Linked DNA regions of Mus musculus: region 2 is linked to region 1. The links are chromatin loops, found by intact Hi-C in ENCODE. Cell type or tissue: heart. All regions are shown on one strand. Links, peaks and the distances in the headings refer to the core of each region. The heading gives the core; the rest is flanking DNA.

The links. Peaks named below come from ENCODE experiments on the same cell type or tissue, not always from the same donor. Only the 100,000 strongest peaks of a DNase experiment are listed, where the experiment ranks them.
Region 2: a loop joins it to region 1, with 3 times the contacts of the local background. A loop is called at or near these places in 13 of 42 quality-filtered maps.

The regions. Positions count from the first base shown.
Region 1 is chr6:86,667,561-86,674,818 of GRCm38, forward strand. Mxd1 (MAX dimerization protein 1) reads right to left here and starts at 1,599. Exons shown (of 6, transcript NM_010751.3): 1 at 1,376-1,599; 2 at 978-1,074. The coding sequence starts at 1,448. In heart, for the core only: a CTCF peak has its summit at 3,448 (motif pointing left); DNase peaks (open chromatin) are centred at 1,931 and 3,461; H3K4me3 peaks cover 1,463 bases; H3K27ac peaks cover 1,432 bases.
Region 2 is chr6:86,596,471-86,603,728 of GRCm38, forward strand. No RefSeq gene overlaps it. Among named protein-coding and RNA genes, the nearest start is that of Gm46963, 4.3 kb to the right of the region's middle. In heart, for the core only: no CTCF peak of the experiment used is centred there; DNase peaks (open chromatin) are centred at 2,921 and 3,811; H3K27ac peaks cover 1,157 bases.

The DNA.
Region 1 (7,258 bases), core at 1,131-6,130:
ATGAGAAGGAGGGATGAGGATTCTAAATTGATGAAAATGTCATTTTAGTTGATAGGCAGAAAGACATAATTGAATAGCTCAAGATACACAGACTCCTACCAACTTGTTAGTGGTTTTGTTTTTGTTTTCTGAGACAGGGTCTCACTGTGTAGCCCTGGCTCACATGGAATTCCCTAGGTAGATCAAGCTGGCCTCCAAATCACAGAGATCCACCTGCCTGAGTGCTCCTGAGAGTTGGGATTAAAGATGTGCACCATCATGCCCAGCTACAACTAGTATTTTAAGAGCAAGGAGGGGGACATAGGGACAGTAACAAAGATGAAATGTTATTGTGGATCAGGGACTGTGAGTTCCCAGCCATTAACTAAACACTGGTGAAATTCACAGCTTTTGAGGGCTATGAGGTAATCTCTGAGGCTAACAGGAAAAGGCTGCAACTTGCTGACATCTTAGTGTAGCATGCATCTTCTCACAGAAGTGGGTTCTACCCTCAATCACTCTGCTCAGCCACCAGGAAGAGAGGTCACAATTGGGTTACCAGGCAAACTACTGCATTTAATGTACACATTAAATATAAATTTCTACCACCTGTGTCAGGCCAGATACTTCATTTATAAAATCTCTATTAACAAGCAAAATCAACTGATACCATGCCACATTTTGAATTAAAGGAAACTCTTGCTTGTAAAGCAGGCAAACACAGTAACCCTGCTGCCAGACCTGCCTGGAGCAGCCACAGAGCTTTGCTTTGTTCAGACGGTAAAAAGCAGAATTAATCTTGCTTTAAAAAGTCACACTGAAATGTTAGACATTCCTATTTTTCTCCTCTGTTTCCTCAACTTAAAAAGAAGGACTGCTTGGCACCATGAACACATTACTGAACCCTCAATGTATCTGTAGGGCTAGAATCCTGTAAGTCAACTAACAATCAGCCTTGGTCATTTTAGCTACAGAGAAGGGGAACATTGAACAGTTACCTGCTACTGGTGCTGTTCTTCTTGGGCTTGTTCCTCCGTTTGAAGGCATCTCTGTCCTTGCTGTATGGCAGCATGGAGGCATACCCATGTTCAGCTTCTAAAAAACCGAGGGGTCCCGTTAATAAGTGGGCCCAGAGCAACTGACACCCTGTCCCCGCGTCCGTCTGTCTGTCGGAGTCCGGGACACCGGGCGGGAGCAGGCAGGCGGAATTCTGAGAACAATGCCTGCTCTTTCCTGGCGTGGACGCCCTCGGTTCGGAGCAGGTGTGGAAGGTTCCAGCTGCTCGCCGCCCCCCGCGCTCGGCTTTGGGGCGCGGGCTCGGGGGTTGGCGCTCGCGGCCGGCCCGCGCCCCAACCACCCCAGCGGCCGCCCGCCCGGCCCGCAGCCCGCCGTGCACCTCTCTCCCGCCGCTCCAGGTAGTCGGCCGCCTCCAGCAGCAGCTGGATGTTCATCCCGACGGCTGTCGCCATCCTGCACCCGGCGGGCCGCCTCTCCGTGCCCGCGGGCCACCGGCCGGGAACACCGAGGAGCCGCCGCGCTGGCCAGCCAGGAGGGGCAGCGATGGGACAGCACGGAGACAGGAGCCCAGCCGCCACCGCCGAGTGTTTATCCCGACTCGCCGCCGCCCGCCCCCGGCCCCGTCCCTTGACAGGCCCGCGGCGGCGGCGTGCCTCATTGGGCCGCCCGCGGCCCGGCCCGCCCCCGGCCCTCCGCGATTGGGGAAGTGCCCGCGGCCCCGCCCCAGAAGCCCGCTTCCCCCGCCGGTTGGCCGGGCTTGACAAGGCCCGGGCTCCGCCCCCCACGCCCCATTGGCTGCAGGACTCGCAACTCCGCCTCGTGCTTCAGCCTGCCTCCCATTGGCTCTACGCCGATAGCCGGGCCCCCTTGGGCTCTCCGGGTATTGGGCAAGTACAGTATAGGGAATGCCGCTGCGCCCGCGCCTCATTGGCCTAATCCTCGGAAACCTCCCGGCTACGATGACGTCACCTCTCTGCCCAAGCAGCGGCCCACTCCCGTGCTGCTGATTGGCTACAAGGCAGGAGGGCAGGGCGGGTCCCCGCCCACTGGCCGCCGACCTGTTGCCCACTGTCTCCGGGGAGAACTTCAGGCCTAGCTGGGGACCTCAGCAGATGGTGGCACCTAGCTCCCACCCCAGGGGTTGGGGGAAAACAGCCGGCTCCCGTATACCACACTCGCACCGAGTGACCTGGTGCATAGAGTAAGGCTGAACCCGAGGCCATCCCTTCCATCCCAGAGGAAAACACTTCAGAGCAGGCCTCTCCCCAAGGCCACCAGCACCCACAGGAAAGCTCACTTTGTAAACACAGGTCCTTGAGCATCGCGACTTTTGAAATGAGAGCTTATTCGAGACTTACAGTGTAATGTCAACATATTCAATTTAAATGGCAGGAATAAAGCTAATGGGTAAGAAGTCTGAAAACTGAAATGAGCAGGGGAGTTTAAAATGAAACGTATGAGTGTTGTCAGTATACAGTTTTAGCTTTCTCTGTATGCATATGTCAGGTAATCCACCTAGAGGGTTCCCATCCCTCAGGACAACCTGTGAGGGTTGTCATCCTTAGTTACATTTGCACATGAAGAAAGAGGCTCAGAGACAAATAACGTTCCTGTTTCCCCTTGGCTTGGAGAAAGACCTGAACCCCTGTAATCTCATCCACAACTGCCCAGGCAATCCTCTGACTTATAGTTATACAAAAACAAGACGAAACAAAACAAAACGATCCCAACAACAATAACAACAACAAAATGGCAGGTATCCAGAACTGCAGACAGCCACAGAACTAAATTCAAACCGCCATTACACACAACAGATTTGGGTGCGATGGAGAGGCCATGTTCCTGGTATGTTCAAGGATCCAATCAAGGGCTCTATGCTGACACACACACTGAAGGCAGTTTTTCATGAGGACATGGAACTTGGAAATGAGAATGTGGAAAAGAACCACTTGGAATATTTTAAAATTGTATGCTGTTTGTTAAATAAGGTTAAAAATTAAAGTATCATATGCAACTATTAAAGTAACCAACTTAATATTCATAAAATGCTTTGTTTCAGCCATTTTAACATCTTGGGTTCCACACTTTCATATTTCCTCCCAAGTTTACTGTGAATATATAACATCTTTTCAGTCTTCTCTTTCTGCTCTCAGCAACTTATTTCAATCCAGTCCTATTTCAGGATCATAATTCTACCCCTACAGTCACTCTAACGGAAAAGCCACACATTTCTTTTTAAAGGGGTGGTCAGCGTTTGAAACCCAAGCCAGAGAGACTATTTAAAGCAAGTAAGTTAAGCACAAACACGTCTAAATTCAACTCCAAACAAAAATACTCAATCACATAAACACCAGAGAGACTAAGAAATATGGCAATCTCCTTTCTTGGTGGCAAGAATAGGATTGCTTACACCAACTAGGACTTGCAGTTAGGAACAGAGTATCTAGCGCCATCTACTGGCAGTGAAGCAGTAAGTGGAAAACAAAGGGTGAACCAGCTCAGTCCTCTCCTATAACCCAACATGGTCAGTCACTATGGAAGCATGAACTGCTAAGTAGGCCTTGCCTCCCAAACATGAGAGTTCTAAAATGTGTGGGCCCCAGCTCTACGCCAATAGTTTAATACAAATGATGCATGTGATAGCACAAGAAAGGTGCTTTTCAGCATGCAAGATAAAACTAGGAACTGAGTAGTTAAATGGAGAAACCCAACTGTATGTATGACATGGTTGTCTATCTAGTCACTCAGTCCCACAGTCTGGCTCCCGGCCTCCCATGGCTCCAGCTGGGTGGAGGTCATTGCCAATGCTGAGCTCATCTCATATGGGACCCAAGGGGCTGCTTTGTAGAGCACCTCAGAACTTCATCCTCCACAGCACTCAACTGCCTGAAAGGCCTAGGCTGTGGGAATTAAAACTCTCTTCACAACCAAGTTTATAAAGACAGTATGAGATGAATTTTGTCTTCTATGTTTTTGAGGAATTTATGTCATTTCTTGGTGTAGCAAATATCCAAACAGGACATTTTTGTTTTAATATGAACCCTTTGCTGATGTTGCTTTAAACATTCAATGTCATGGCTTCTCTCATCATGACATTAGAATCTTCAAAACTTCTAATAGAGAAACACACACAAGCACACATACACAAATGTATATTCACCCATATACTATATTGCACAGAACACAGAAGAGGGTATCGGAGCTCTTTCAAGGTAGATTTAACTTACACAGGCACTGAAAGCTCTACAAGGCTCCATATTAATTCAGCTGTAAAATTATCTCTGGTTTTTTTTTTTAAGGCAAAGAAAAAGCAGGGTCTGGTGAAGCACAGCTATAACCCCCAGCACTCGGCACTGGGGCAGGTACCAGGTCCGTGACTTCTGTGTAAATGGGGCTCAGGGCTGGAGAGCAGGCTCAGTGGCTAACAGTATACTATACTAGGTCTTGCACAGGACCTGGGTTTAGTTCCCAGCATCCACACCAGGTGGCTTACAGCAGCCTGTAACTCCAGTTCCAGGCGACCTGATGCCTCTTCTGGTGACTGCACACACATGGTACACATACAGAAAAGGAGTCACCTATACATACATACAATTAGAAATCAGTAACTGTTAAAAAGGGAATCAGTCTTATCTCAGTTAATGACTAAAATACTTTCCAAAACCAAAAGACAAAAACCAGAAGAGGCTCAGTGAGAAAGCTGACAGCACTACATTCCAATTCTAAAGGCACCAGGCCCTCCACAGGGCTGGGGGGGGGGGGAACGGACAGCAGTAAACACGGCAAGCCCCACCTCTCAGAATCAAAGAGCCAGCTGGCAAACATGGTCGACCTAAGCTGTGCTAGGTGCGGTGAAGGGAAGCAGAGGTGGGCATGGAGGGCAGGTACACCTCCTACACTGCAGGGAACAGACAAGCTTCAACAGGTCATTATCAGCCCAGCACTTTTACTTCTACATAGACAGGCCAGGGAATTGAGAATAAACATGTGCTCACTGGGAAGGCAGGGGCAGGCAAGCAGATCTCTGTGAGTTTAAGCTCTAGGACTGCCAGGCTACAGAGAAAGACCTGCCTCAATAAATCAATAATAAAATGTGTTTATATAAAAGTGTACTAGTATCCATGGAATATTTTTCACAAAGGCAAAAGCATTCTAAATGCCATCTGCTGTTGTTGAAGTATAAGCAAAACAAGGTATAACCTCAGGACGGAGTATTAGTTGTAAAAAGGAAGGGGACACCAATGCACAGTGTGGATGACACCGAGTGAAAGCAGCCAGACAGAACAGCACATGGCTCTACTTATAGCAAACACCCAGAATAGGCACATACTACAGACAAGGCGTATGTTAGTGACTTGTGGGAGGAGGGTTGGGAATAGAGTAGTAAGAGAGTTCAAGGTTTCTTTGGATGATGAAAAGACTCTAGATGTGCACATACTAAAACCGCTGCCAGCTTTAACAGAGTATGTTTTATGAGCTATGAATCTTATCTCAATAGAGAAGGAATATGAGCACATCTAGAGGAGAGGGAATGTTCCAGAGGAATGAAAAAAGTGGAAAAACTAGCCTGGCCTCAAAGAATAGCAATGAGCACAGTAGATGTATTTCGATGTGTCCAAGTACAGTGAGCTAGGGTTCGAGTCCAGATCAAACAGGACTTGGGTGCTTTACACGTGGAGCCTGCAGCAACATGGACGTTATTCTAACAGTATCACTAAGACCAGGCAGACATGTGCTGATGCTTGCTATTGGGTGGAGAGTAAAGAGGCACAAGAGCAGAAAGGGGACTTTTCTGGAGCTTCTGCAGTAGTACAGATAAGAGTGCAGGTCTGGACTTGCAAGCTTGGTGGTAGGAGTGACCAATGGTCAAATAAATGTCAATCAGATGCAGGGCATAGAAGAGGTTGAGGATGACCCCAAAATTTGAACGAAGGAGTAAACTGTTACTAATGGGGGAGCCTCAGGAAAGATTGCAGGAGGGAAGCAAGGGCTCTCACATTTGAGGTCCTGATGCTGTAGGCATCATCAAGGCTTTAGCTTAAGGGGGCCCAAGATGGCATGCATACCCAAGGCCATGTGGGAGACAGTTAAAGGCCCCTGGAGGTAATGAGTCAAAGGACAAAGCCCTGGGCATGCCAACACACAGATTCTTAGAAGATCTGACACTAACTGTGCCTCTGGAAGAGAGCAACCTGTTAAAGGAAAAGGTCCTAACCATCCTGACCCCCCCCCCCCAATTTCCTCTTAGATTAAAAAAAAATCTAACCATTATGCTAAGTGAAATAAGCTACCTGAATATTCCATGTTTTCGCTTCCATGTGAAATCTAGACTTAAATTTAAGTACACATGTACATACATGTGAGTCGGGTCATGAATGTATGAAAGGGACTATGAAAGGGAAGAAAGAGATCTGGAAAGGGTAGAAGAGAAGGTACTGGAATATCCATCATATGAAAGCAGAGGGAGGAAAGAGACCACCAGCAGGAGGAGGCAGGGATGGGGAGAGCAAATAAAAAACAAAGCAGAGTGATATAGACCATGAAAATGTCCAACAAGACCCATTACTATATATGCTAAGCAAAAAATTAACTAGGATATTAAAGATAGTCAAAAAAACAAAATAAAACAAAATCATGAGACACAAATACTTTTATATAAATGTTTAAAATTCCAATAGATTAGAATAATCTGAATGTTAGCATTAGTGGGGGCTATAATACCACAGCCACAGTCCACCTGCAATAAAACAGAGGGACTTTACCCACGCTGCCCAATGAAGGCTTTGCTAAGAGCAGTGGCACGGCCAACTTCCCTCTGAAGCTGACACATATAAAAACATGTTCATGCACGTATAGGTTATTTCTGAGTGGACATGCAATCCCTTACTAGATACCAAAGCATCAAAAAAGGTGGATCCATTATGGTACAACTCAAAAGCCACAGGATGCCACATCTCTAGACAACATGAGCGTAAAAATGTCCCTAGTAAAGCCTGGTGTAGTAGCACAGACCTTTAATCCCAGCACTCGGGAGGCAGAGGCAGGTGGATCTGAGTTGGAGGCCAGCCTGGTCTACAGAGTGAGTTTCAGGACAGCCAGGGCTACACAGAGAAACCCTGTCTCGAAAAACAAACAAACAATTAAAAGTGTTAATAAAAATGAGGAAAGGGTTAGGGGAGGGCTGTATGTGCATTTTACTTATTATCTCATGGGTGGGATAAGAAATATACGTCCATAAGAGCCTGAAAAGACACACAAAATG
Region 2 (7,258 bases), core at 1,069-6,068, 71 kb before region 1:
CAGAATATATAATATATATAATATATATAACTATATAATATAGTTCAATCTGCCTGGTGTTGTTATGTATGTTTTCAGGGTCATTCCTATCTTTAAGAACTTTATACATAAAGTCATTCACCGGAGCACATGTCTGTAATCCCAACATTTGGGAGATTGTGAAAGAGGGAATCACAAGTTTAAGGTCAGCTTGAAATATACAGCAAGACCCCCATTTCAAAATAAAACAGTAAAAAAGTTATGTATATAAATAAATATGCATTATCTGCATAGAATACTTCTAGAATTCTCCAAGAATTATCAACAATCATCATGTCTAGAGAGAGGGGACACAGGGCTGTAGTACTAACTTCCTCCTTCATTAGTTTTGGATTGTCTACCTGAGCAGATATTTTCTGAAGGCTTTGTAGATCAGTCTGACCTCAGACTGAGAAAGAGCCGCCTCTGTCTCCCAGCCGCTGAGATTGAAGGTGTGCCCACCACACTCTGTAGCCTCAGAGTTCTGTGTTAATGAAAGAGAGAAGCTGGCCTCATCCTAGCAACATCTCTGACCCTGGAGGATTTGGAGAGAAAATACAGTGTTTACTTTTTTGTTTTTGTTTTTTGTTTTTTGTTTTTTTGAGACAGGGTTTCTCTGTACAACCCTGGCTGTCCTGGAACTCACTTTGTAGACCAGGCTGGCCTCGAACTCAGAAATCTGCCTGCCTCTGCCTCCCGAGTGCTGGGATTAAAGGCATGCGCCACCACTGCCTGGCCAGTGTTTACTTTTAAGAGCAGGATATGAATAGAACAAGCCACGGAGGTGAGTTTCAGTTTAAAAGGTAGGTGTCCTGGAAATGCTACTTTGGGGGCAGAGAGATGGCTGAGAGGGAAGAGGCACATACTGCTAACCCTGACAGCCTGCTTCCCATCCCCATGGCTCACGAGGTAAAAGCAGAGGGTCTACTCCTGGCACACACACACACGCACATGCAACGTAATATTAACTGTCAAAAAGAAATCAATTATAGCTGAGACTGGTGGTACACACCAGTAACCCTAGTACTCAGGGATGGAGGCAGGGATCATGAGTTTAAGGCCATCCTCTGCCACATAGCTAGTGTGAGGCCATTTCGGGCTACTTGAAAGCCTGTCTAAATAACGAATAAATAGGTGCGTAAGTAAATAGCCATGCATCTTTGCCCTCAGGCTGGTGGCAGGCTATGCAAGCCACACCTGTGAGCATTCACGGACAGCCCTTGGCAATCTTTTTATGTAAAGGATGGAGAGAGCCATGGGGAAAAAGTTTCCGGGCACACGAGCTAACCAGAGCCACCACCTGCCCAGTGGGAATGATCAGGCTGACAGCCATTTGTAAATTCAGATCTATCCATGGGGCCACACTGCATGGCCCCACAGCACTGCTCGGGGCTGAAGCCAGCAGAAGCGCCAGCAACAGACCACAGGGGTGAAATGGCTGTTGGGCAGGGCAATATCCATCAGAGAGGACCGCTGCCTTGGTGTGGAAGGGGGCAAAGGGTGGTCACAGACCAAGAGGAAGTTCAATGGTTATTGCTTAGTCTTGCTGGAGACTGTGCACTCTGGGACACCCACATGCTTGTGGGGTGAGGGAGTGGGAGCTAGGCATCTATATGTTGTGTGTGTATACAAACATGTAACAAGCAATGAAAAAAGAGGCCATGAATTAGAACGAGAGTAAGAGAGTGAGGAGGGGTATATGAGGGGGTTGCAGGGAGGAAAAGAAAGGGGAAATGATGTAATCAAATTATAATCTCAAAAATAAAATAAAATATGAAACATAAGTAAGTAAAAATAAAAAGAAAGGGAAAAAATACCCATGAGGGGGCAGGGGGTGTGGCCCAGTTGGTAGAGCACCTGCCTAGCATGCGTGAGACCCTGAATTCAATCCCTGTATCACATGAGCCAGGTATGATGGTGTACTTCCGTAATCCTAGCACTTGGGAGGTGGAGGCAGGGGGATGATAAGTGCAACTCATCTTTGGTTACCCAGAAATTCTGAGGTCAACCTAGGCTACACAAGACCCCACCTTAAGAAGAAAATAAATAATAATGAACAATCAATAAAAATACCAAATAAGTTCTAAGTCTACGTATACTTATCTACATATATTTTCTATTACACAATAGAAACTTTTCTCATTACTTATTAAGTAGGTCCTACTTGGCTAAGCAGATGTGGTTCAGTGCTGCCCAGCATTCCATAGGCTGAAATGCCACAGGTATTTAGCCAATCAGCATTTAAGTTTCCAGGTTTCAGCTTTAAGGACACAATGGGCATGTGACTAGCTAGCATTTGTTGAGCACAGATGACATGACTGTTGACATCTGGTAAGTCACGTACATCTTGTCCCAGCCCAATCAGGCCCTCTTATCACTCCCATTTCCCAAATGAAGGGACTGAGTCACAGGCGGTGATAATTCCCCCTGGGTCACATGTCTGGTGGTGACTGGTCACAGTACACCTTCCATGGATCCTCAACACTTGGGTTGTGCCCAGAGGCACACACCCAGCACTGCACTGGCCCAGGCAGGGTTCACTGCACAGTGCAACATGGCGAATGTATCACTTCTTGACAGGGCAGTGTGATTTTCTAACAACCCTGGGTATATGCGCCCCAGTGGTGCCAGGGCCCCAGCTCTGACTTCTCTCTAGGCTTCTACAACTGGATACACGGGTCTCTCATGCCCTCTTAGTAAGGCTGCTGGCACAGTCTGCCATGGTCTCCTGTTTCATTGGCAGTTTTGGTATCCCAAGGGTGAAGATGCCTCCACTACCACAGCCCAGTGCGCTTTTAATTATTTCTCCTGCTGGATGAGAAAAAACCCAACTTCTTGGAGAAGCGGAGCTTCTAGCTTGGTGTTCCCACTTGCAGTGCCACATTCAGCCACTAGGGGCACCGATGAGGCACGATGATCAGTATCAGAGCTGGCCAGAGGCATTTGTCAAGGATGATGGCCTCTGCATGGCTGTCATAAGACTGTCAGTGACTGTCTCCCCACCCCCAGCAGGAATCATTTAGCAATATTAGGAGACAGTTCTAAATTTTTAAAATTACATTTGTTTACTTAGTGTGTGCATGTGTGGGACATGTGCATGCCTTAGTGTGTATGTAGTCTGAGGTCTGGTAGGGTCGGTTCTCTTTTCCCATGGTGTGGGTCCCTGGGACTGAACTCAGGTTGTCCGTTTTGGTGGCAAGCTCCTTTACCTGTTGAGCCACTTCGCCAGCCCTGTCTCTACCTCCTCAGTGCCAAGAGTACAGATGTGCACCACCTGTAACAGAAATCAGAGAGCGTCTATATTGTTTTTTCTACAGAGGGTGAGTGAACACTCATCTCCAGGACTAAGGAAAACGTGAGGCTTTGCCTGTTAGATTTGAGTAGAAGACAGGTTGTGGCTCCTCCAGGGTTTCTTTGAGAACCAGCATCTAGCAGATTAGTTTAACTTGTAAGCTCATTTGATTGCTCAGGGCAGGAGGAGCTGGTGGGGCTGGCCTGTTCTGAGCATGCCATGGGTTAGATGAAGGAGTGTTTGTGGAAGGAAGCCTCCAACAGTTGAGGTGAGGGAGGCAGGAGTGGGTGTGTCTGTTGGACCAATGCCCACCGTGTATCAGAAATAAGAGGAAACACTTACTGGCTCATTACTTATGGGATGCCCTAAGACTGGCTTCCCTCCAAGAGTGGAGCAGAAACCTGTGCTCTAAACATGACTCTGTCACTCAGCAACGATAACCACGCACCCTCACAGACTAGACTGACAGGAGACCACAACACACAGCCAGCCGAAAGCCTGACCGAGAGCTGGCCGGATGCCAAAGCCATGAGGCCAGCCAGCCCAGCTTGGCCAGCCTGCAAGGGTGTGGTCTCAGAGTGAGGTGTTCTTTTTTGGGCTGTTTGCTGAGAACAGGCTCTGTTCTAGGCACTGAGGGGAGCAAACAGAAACCGAGACTTACTCAGTCTAGTGAGTGTCAGAGACAAGATTAAGCTTAAGAAGTCACCTAGCAGGGCAGGGAGGTATCTCAACTGGCAGGGTGCTTGCCTAGCCTGCCAAGGCCCTGAGTTCAATGCCCAGCAATGAAGAAAAACTAAACAGAAAATTAAAGAGCAGCAGAATACACATCCCATGTGCCCCATAGAAAGAGTGCGATGCTCAGAGCCACAGGGAACCCCCCAAAGATGGTAAGTCAGGGGTCACAATTAAGGAAATAAAACTTACACTAAGGACACTTGCCAGAACTATGTGTTGTTAGCTGAACAACTGGAGTTGAATCATCAGGCTTGGTGGCAAACCTTTACCCCTGAGCCACCTCAGTGGCCCACACTTACTTATATTCTCTCTCTTTCTTTCTTTTGTTCTTTCTTTTTCTCTTGTTTTCTTCCTTCCTCCTTCCTTCCCTCCCTCCCTCCCGACTCCCTCCCTTCTTTTCTGCCTTCCTTCCTTCAAGACAGGGTTTCACTGTGTAGCTTTGGTTGTCCTGGAACTCTCTATGTAGACTAAGCTGGCCTCGAACTCACGGAGATCGACCTGCCTCTGCCTCCTGAGTGCTGGGCTCAAAGGTGTGCACCAGGCCTGGCTCTCACACATGCTTTTACACCACAGGTCCCTGCTGCCCTGCTGTGCTGTGCTGCTTGTACTTACAGTCAGTGCACACGCCACTGTCAGGATGCTTATGTAGCACCTGTAGTATTGTCTCATTTCATTTGTGAGCTTTTTCAATGATTTATTTGTAGTGTGTGTGTGTGTGTGTGTGTGTGTGTGTGTGTGTGTAGTATGCACAGGTACCTGTGGAAGCTAGAAGAGGGTGTTGGATCTCTGGGGCTGGAGTTATAGGTGGCCACAAGCTGCCTAATGTAGGTGCTGGGAATTGAACTTGGGTCCTTTGAAAGAGCAGTGTGCACCATTGACTGCTGAGCTGTCTCTCCGGCCCCTGTCTGTGAGCTCTTTTACCTTTTTAAATTTCATGTTATGCATTCATTTTTAAGAGAGTTTGGAGTTATTTTTCAGATTAGCAATTTATTACCTTTCATGTCACCAATATTTCATCCTAGATTATTATTTGTCATTTAATTTCATTAATTGTGAAAAAGACATTCAGAAATCTAAAATGTCTGCATGACCCAGGTCATCTACGCAGGCTCTCCAAGACCCTGGGCTGGCGGTGGTTGGTAGCTGGGAGGCCAGTGGGGCAGTTGCCAGGGGTTTGGGGGGTGGGGTCATACTTTGGAGGAGCAGAGGGAAGGGGCTGCAGTGACTCAGGGGTTCTGACCTGGGAAAGGGTTAAACAGATGGAGGACGGTGGCCAGTCTGGGGACTTCAGTGAGGCACCCTGGGACTGAAAGGGTGTGGTAATCCCCTTTGAGCTGGGTGGGCACAAGCTCCCGGTGGGATAAGTAGCTGAGACGTGGCTAAGACCAAGATGGCTCCTGTCTAACTCTGGATGGCCTTTCTGTTATTGAATTATATAGTGACCCAAACTAGGTCCTAATACTTTAGTGATTGCTTTTTTTGTTTGTTTGTTTTAAGATAGCATTTCAGGTCGCCAAGGCTGGCCTGGAGGTTATAATGTAACTGAGGATGACCTTGAACTCCTGATTTTCCTGCCTCTACTTCCAAGTGCTGGGATCATAGGCAAAGGCCATGTGTGCATTTGGACTCATGCTGTGTGGTGTTGAGCTGTGAACATCAGCATCACCTGTGATTAAAATGTCTTCTTCTCCTCTGATTGGACACAGGCCTTATATCTCCACATCTCCCTGGGTTCCTTCTAGGTCTCTCTGGTTGGCCCCTGTGTTGTCTGTCCCCACAGCTGGGCCCTCTGTGTGTATTTCAGGGCTGACAGGTACCGTGGGCCTCACCACACATTTTTTTTTTTTTAAATATCGTTTCAGTTGCTCTTTGGGGATGAACTTCAGCTCAGATTGCTAAGCTGGAGTGCCAGGACCTGGGAGTGCAGGTGATCCCAGCTGGGTTCTTCGGATCCTGCCCACCAAATGCACCAACTAGGGATTGGATTTGGAGGGGTCAGACTGCCTTCCTGTGCTGAGGCCACCCTGCTCTTGGGGGAAAGCCCCTCACCATCACTGGCCTCTTGTCAGCCATTGTCACCATCATTGGCCTCCTAGTGGCTCAGTCATTGTCCCCAGCCTGAAGCTAGTCCTGCAAACCAGGCTCAGTAGTGCAGGCCTTCAATTCCAGAACTTAGAAGTAGAGGCGGGTGAATCTCTGTGAGTTTGAGGTCAGTCTGCTTACATAGTGAGTAGTGAGTTCTGGGCCAGGCATGGTGTCATAGTTAGACCCTGTCACAAAAAGAAAGGAAGGAAAGAAGCAAGGAAGAAAGGAGAGAGAGAGAGAGAGAGAGAGAGAGAGAGAGAGAGAGGGAGGAAGAAGAAGAAGAAGAAGAAGAAGAAGAAGAAGAAGAAGAAGAAGAAGAAGAAGAAGAAGAAGAGGAGGAGGAGGAGGAGGAGGAGGAGGAGGAGGAGGAGGAGGAGGAGGAGGAGGAGGAGGAAAAAGAAAAAGAAGAGGAAGAAGAAGAAGAAGAAGAAGAAGAAGAAGAAGAAGAAGAAGAAGAAGAAGAAGAAGAAGAAAGAAGAGAAGAAAGAAAAGAAGGGGAGAGGGAAGGAGGTCAGCCCTGCTGCTCAGAGGCCCTGCCACTGTCACAGACATCCCTGCTTATGTGCTCGACCGTGACCAAGCCTTCCTGTGCTGGGGTTTGACTGACTCTGTCCCTGCCTGGCCTCCTGATAGGATTTCCTGTGAGCTGGATCTGGGATCTTTTCTCTGTTTGTTCTTTAGTTGTTGTCAGAAAGCACTTCCCAGTTGCCAATACTTCACAGCTTTCTTTTAGTTTCTTTGGAAGATTCACGTTCTTTCATTCATTCTGTCTGTCTGTTTGTCAGTTTGCCTGCCTGCCTGCCTGTCTGTCTGTCTGTCTCTCTGTCTGTCACAGACAGGGTTTTAACACATAATTCTGACTAGCCTGGAACGTTCTTTTTTTTTTTTAAAGATTTATTTATTTATTTATTTATTTATTTATTTATTTATTTATTATATGTAAGTACATTGTAGCTGTCTTCAGACACTCCAGAAGAGGGAGTCAGATCTCGTGATTGGATGGTTGTGAGCCACCATGTGGTTGCTGGGATTTGAACTCCTGACCTTCGGAAGAGCAGTCGGGTGCTCTTACCCACTGAGCCATCTCACCAGCCCCAGCCTGGAACTTTCTATGTGGATCAAGCTAGC